Regions from separate parts of the Homo sapiens genome. Here region 1 is linked to region 2. Evidence: chromatin contacts called from ENCODE Hi-C data. All regions are on one chromosome and are shown on one strand. The core of a region is the stretch at or near the end of the contact, and the rest is flanking DNA. Distances in the headings are between cores, read along the strand shown. Region 1 overlaps HDAC4 (histone deacetylase 4). Region 2 has its middle 62 kb from the start of MIR4786.

What was found. A loop is a pair of places that touch in the nucleus more often than their neighbours do. Pooled maps may share reads with other maps.
Region 1: a loop to region 2 is called in a pooled map, with 3 times the contacts of the local background. The contact joins two enhancer-like sites. A Hi-C loop is called at or near these places in 2 of 168 maps with a recorded cell type or tissue (CD4-positive, alpha-beta memory T cell and ascending aorta) and 4 of 50 pooled maps.

The regions. Positions count from the first base shown.
Region 1 is chr2:239,288,345-239,291,044 of GRCh38, reverse strand. The region is part of intron 2 of HDAC4 (histone deacetylase 4); the gene reads left to right. Among named protein-coding and RNA genes, the nearest start is that of MIR4269, 16 kb to the left of the region's middle. Within about 2 kb of position 1,349, at least 10 of the 41 ENCODE cell types and tissues checked have a DNase peak (open chromatin) inside an H3K27ac peak, as active enhancers do; they include ascending aorta, where a contact is called at or near this core.
Region 2 is chr2:239,879,782-239,882,481 of GRCh38, reverse strand. No RefSeq gene overlaps it. Among named protein-coding and RNA genes, the nearest start is that of MIR4786, 62 kb to the left of the region's middle. Within about 2 kb of position 1,366, at least 8 of the 41 ENCODE cell types and tissues checked have a DNase peak (open chromatin) inside an H3K27ac peak, as active enhancers do; they include ascending aorta, where a contact is called at or near this core.

The sequences.
Region 1 (2,700 bases), core at 100-2,599, 590 kb after region 2:
AGGCGCTGCCTTCTGAACGGCTCTTTCCTTTTGTCCTCGGTTTTCTTGAGGCCTGGCTCACTTATTCCATTAGTCATGATTGGATAAAGCTTTTAAAGAAAAATCCCCACCCCTTGCCTTACTGTGCCACGAAAAATTCCTGAGTGAATGAGCGAAGCCACCCACTTGATAGGAGCCCTGGAGGCTGCCTTTCACATGGACTTTCAGGTGGGCCAGGCCCTGTATAGAACCCCGGCCCTCCCCATAGTGCCCTAGAAACACACTAAACACGGGAGCGTGTGTGGTGTGTGTGTGAGTGCGTGCGCGTGTGTGCGTACGTGAGTGCGTATGTGAGTGTGTGCGTGCGTGTGTGTGCATGCGCGTGCGAACTGAATGCATGCGTGCGCGCATGTGTGGTTGTGTGTGCGTACATGTGTGTACGTGACTGCTTGTGCGCACGTGCCTGTGTGTGTGTGTGTGTGTGCCTACTCCCATTTCAGGAGCTTGCCCTGCCTGTTTGATTTTTCTAAAGATTGACACTCTAAATCCCCTTTCTCTCCAAAACTCTCTTGGGGTGATATGGAAGACTCCTAGGGTCTCCAGTTTTACCATATTCTCCCTAGTCCACACAGAAGGTGTCCTTCAGCCACATAAAATGGGCCACTCATTGGTGCTGGACATCCTCACGCCATTGGTGCTGGTGTCCCCATGTCGCTGGTGCTTCATGTCACGTGCCGTTGGTTCTGGGTGTCCCCACAGCCTGGCCTTAGGGTGCTCTGTTTCTTTATAGTTAAGGAATTAGCTCAGCTGACAGGGAACTAGGTAAGAGTAAAGTCTGATAACATGGAAAATGTTAGTGCACATTTGAAAAAAAATAAATTTAGTAAAAATGTTGATATATTTTAAGTTTGAATGACAAGACTTGAGTGAATTTTTCCTGGTTAATGTTGTGTCTTTTGATTAAGCCATTTCAATGGAGTGTACATTTATATTAACTCTTGATGCCTTTTTTATTTGCCGTAATTGGATTAGAAAATAAGATCTTTTCTGTAGTTGATAGAACTTTGTTAATTTTATTCTCTCATTTGTTTTCCTTAACTCAAAAATGGTGAGTAAAGATCACGATGCTGTTTTAAAATTTAGGAAGTGGTGAACCATCAAGAGGATAAGGTTAGGTGTAATTTGAAGGATGATTATGAAGTGAGGGTTTATGCAGATTTGTGCACCAGTGTGTACAGTAGGGAAACGGAGGGTTATAACCAGGGGCATTCTCAGAGTTTGGGCAGGATCAGGCAGCGGGCAGAGCTCTGGTGCCCCATCAGGCGGGGACTTTGGGGGGTGCTCTCTGCTCTCCGTGGGCTCCCACATCAGATGAGCCAGGTGGCTGGGAGGGGCCCTGCGTGCCCAACACAGTGGCTGAGGGGCTGCTGCTCCTGCCCTGTGATGTGTGCTCTCTCCCCAGCCTGGATTTCCAGAAGAAAAGACCTCTGCTCCTCCTGTCTTTTTATTCTTTATTGGCCTGGTGCTGGGCACTTAGTTGGAGTTCAGTAAAGGTTTAGTGAGTGAAGAAGGAAAAAATGTTACTTAGAAGTGTTTTACTCGACTTCCTTGATCTGGAAACACACACACATATTGTAACATAAGAAAAGTTATATGCAAAAACAGTTCTTAAATGACACCTCGACTAAGACAAAACACAGACCTTTTCTTTTGTGGTTAGTGCTTTTTCGTATTTCATTTAAAAACAAAACAACCACCAAAAAACCTTCCCTACCTCAAGGCCATAAAGATAACCTTGTATATTTTCTCTTAAGGCCTTTGACGTTTTGTCTTTCATACTTAAGCCTTTGGTTTTTGTGTGGGGTGCAGGGTGGGGATCAGTTTCATTTTCTTTTCTCATTTTGAGAACCATAATGTTTGACACTTTACACCCTTTCTCTGGGATAGCTGTGCGGCCAGCTCATCCTCCAAGTTCAATCTGTTTTGGACCCTCCCTGTGCTCAGCTGCTCCAGAGCCTGTCCTGGGGCCAGCAGGGCACTGTCTCCTTGACAGGCGCTGCAGCCGCACTCCCCTGTCTCAGCCCCCTCCCTGCAATTGTCCCAGCTCCTCCTAAGCTGTGACTTGTCTAGAGACAAGTTCCTTTAAAAAGCCTAGCCTGAAACTTGATTGGAATTGCATTGACTCTATGGATGAATTTGAAGGCAGGGTTGGCATCCTGACAGTATATTTGTGTGTGTGGCTTCTCTTTCCCTCCATCAGGTCTTCTTTACTGTCTTTTTTCAATAGATTTTTATAATTTTCTCTATAAAGGTCTTGTACGTGTCAAGTTAGATTTATTCTTTATTCTTTGGTAGATTGTAGTTGTTTTGTTTTTCTGTTGCAGACAATACGTTTTTTTTTTAATTAAGTTTTCCCTTGCTAGTTTTTGGAATTGCAGTTGATTTTTATATTTTATTTTTATATCCAATCATCTTATTAAAATCTTATAATTTCTAAAAATTTTTTTCTGTAAATTCTTCAGGGTTTCTAAGACAAAGACTGTTAAAGTAACGATGCTAGTTTAGTGTCTTCCTCTCCAATTCCTGTGTTTATTTTCCTTGTCTTACTGTGCTAGCTGGGAATTCCAGTTCAGTTTTGAGTAAGAGCAGAAATACTGGACTTCCTTCTGTCGTCCTTGACATTAAAGAGAAGATTTTTAACATTTTTCCCAATTTAAGTAT
Region 2 (2,700 bases), core at 117-2,616:
TTGACTTGGAAGATGTTCCTGAAGTCGCCACCAGATGGAGCACCTGTTGGAGTCTGAAACGTCTCCCGCTCATCCCTATGCTTTGGGTCAACAGTGACTTTAGCATTGACTCAGTAAAGAAGAGGGTGGCCTGTTCCTGGGCCAAACAGGGATCCAAAGACTCACAGATTTCATTTTTTTCCAATAACCAAGTATCTCACACACAGAGACAAGTGCGGAAGGTAGATGTCACTCACCTGTGCCCACCACCAAGAACTAACCAGACTCGCAGTTCAGGGAGTACTCTGGCCACCCCTGTGCTATGAGGCTTCGAGGCTTTCCCAGGCGGTGGTGGGGTGACCTCCAAGTGCAGGTGCCCACAGCTGGGCAGTGTCCCCGTCCCCTTCTCTGGCTGTCTTGGGACACAGGGATCCAGCCTGAGGGAGCCTCGTGTGTTTCTCCACTTGCTTGGTGCGGGACCTGCGGATAAAACAAGGCTGAGCACCCGCCTCTGTGCCAGCTGCTGCTGCTCCTTTTGTTTTTGGTTGTTTTTGTTTGTTTGCTGTGGCTTGCCTGGCTGTTTAGGGAGACTATTGGCATTCGCTCCAGGAAATCCTCTCTGGGATGGAAGTACTTATTCACGCAGGCGGCTGGATCGAGGGAAGCACAGTTTCCAGCAACTCCGCTTGGTTATGATTAATGGAGATAAATCTGCCCAAGAGAAGCTAAATTTAGCCAAAAGTTGAGCCCCCTGCTTCCGCACTCCGCCCTCAGGCACCGGCAGAGTGTGTGTTGCTGTTGGCCAGAGCCCAGATAACATCAAGAGGTGGAAAACAATCCCCAGAAATCTGAAAAATGTAGAACAAGGAAAGAAAATGTTCAATCCATCAAAACAAACAGAGATACAATCTCACCCCCCTTGGTTTTTGTACCACTGGGTTTAGGGGAAAAGAAAACAAGAGACTGAATGAGAGAGATATGCATTAAAAACACAAAAAGATTGAAGACAGGAACAGAGTGCTCCCGCACAGGGTCACAGGGCTTGAGAGACCCCGGACCCTCAAGTGCAAGGCCCTGGTGGGGCAGGGCAGTGGGCAGGAGGGAGGCCGGGTTCCCCAGGGTCCACGCCAGGTGTCCCTCAGCCCTGGCTTCCCTCCCTCCATGCGTTGCGTGCTCACCTTTTTCTCTTCCCGACCCTGGCTGTTTCGATAATCTTCAGGCTTTGAGAGTGAATGCATTACTCCTGTCATTTATCCCACAAAGATGTACTGTGCTGGGCACAGGCAGGTCCTGGGCCTGCAAAGAGGAATAAGATGGTCCCTGATCCCCAGGACTCGAGATTGCTGGGAGGGCGGCCCAGATGGAGGTGGGAAAGCTGGAGGTGGCGTCTGGGCTGCCCTCTGGGTCTCCAAGCAGGTTCTGGGGTTGCAGGGCTCTGTGAGCTAGGGGAACCCTGCTGGCATGCTGCTTGTTAAGATCATGCTTCTGGTGGCTTCTGTGTCTGGTTGGAATGCTGGGGGGTGGGCACTGGGGAAGCATTAGAGCCCACGATTTGGGCCCTTCTTGTTTTGATTTCGGGTAGTACACCCTTAGGAAACACTTTGGGAGCCACAAGCACCCTACAGATGAAGTATTTTATTATTTTTAATAACTGATCATGAATTCAGGGACCATGAACCATCCGCCTGAAGAGTCAGTATTGCAGAAAGTTTGAAGCATTGAACTCACATTTCAGGAGTGCTGGGTCACTGTGATGGGCTCTGGGGAGTGACCGGTGAGTAGCAGAGGGGCACAGTGAGAGGTGACGAGTTCCTGAAGGTCCCTCTCCCCAGGGGCACTTGGGGCCTCTTGGTGGGTGCTCCAGTAGGGCCCTGGGGGGACACACTGATGTCCCCTTGCTGGTGGGGTGGAAATTGTCCCATCAGGGTGTGCAGGGCAGATGCATCCCTCTCTTAATAAATGGTGATGTGGCAAAGCTCCAGGGTGAGGCACTGAGGGGTGCTGACTTCTAGGAGGATTTGTGTTTGGAGAGTTCAGAGCTAGGCCTGAAAAAATCTGCTGTCACTCCAAGACATTGCACCTATGCCAGGAGTTGCGGCTCCCTGAGAGCTGGTGTCTGACCCAGCAGGTCACCTAACCCCCAGGGGACCACAGGTGAGGGGTGCAGGAGCAGCAGGGGCCCCCAGCTCATGGCCCCACTCCTGGAAATCAGTGCATGGGGTGGGGGGGTGGGGCTGCTCTTCTCTTGTGTTTATCACATCACAGCTGCCTTTAAAATAGAGGAAAATATCTCCTCCAAGCAGGAAGAGTAACTTTCCACTGATTGGCCGTTCTCTCTGCTCTCTCCCTTTGCACAAGCTCTGCCTGTGGGTTTCAATGAGTTCTCTGTTCCTGAACAAAAATGCAGCTCAGAGTGACCTTCCTTTCTCTTGTAGAAAGTTTCATCTTTTTACACATTTATGGTACGCAGAATTCTAAAGTGGCCCAAGGATTTCCACCCCCTGTTGTACCTGCCTTGGATTATTTCCTCCCCTGGGATGTGGCAGACCCTGTGTGATACATGACATGGCAGTGAAGATTTTTCACAAATGTAATTAAAGTCACTAATCAGCTGGCTTCGAGTTCACCAAGAGGGCAACTATTTGGGTGCTGATTGAAATCGCCTGAGCCCTTCACATCTGATTTGAGGGGTGAGAGACAGGGGAAAGGAGGGACTCAGGG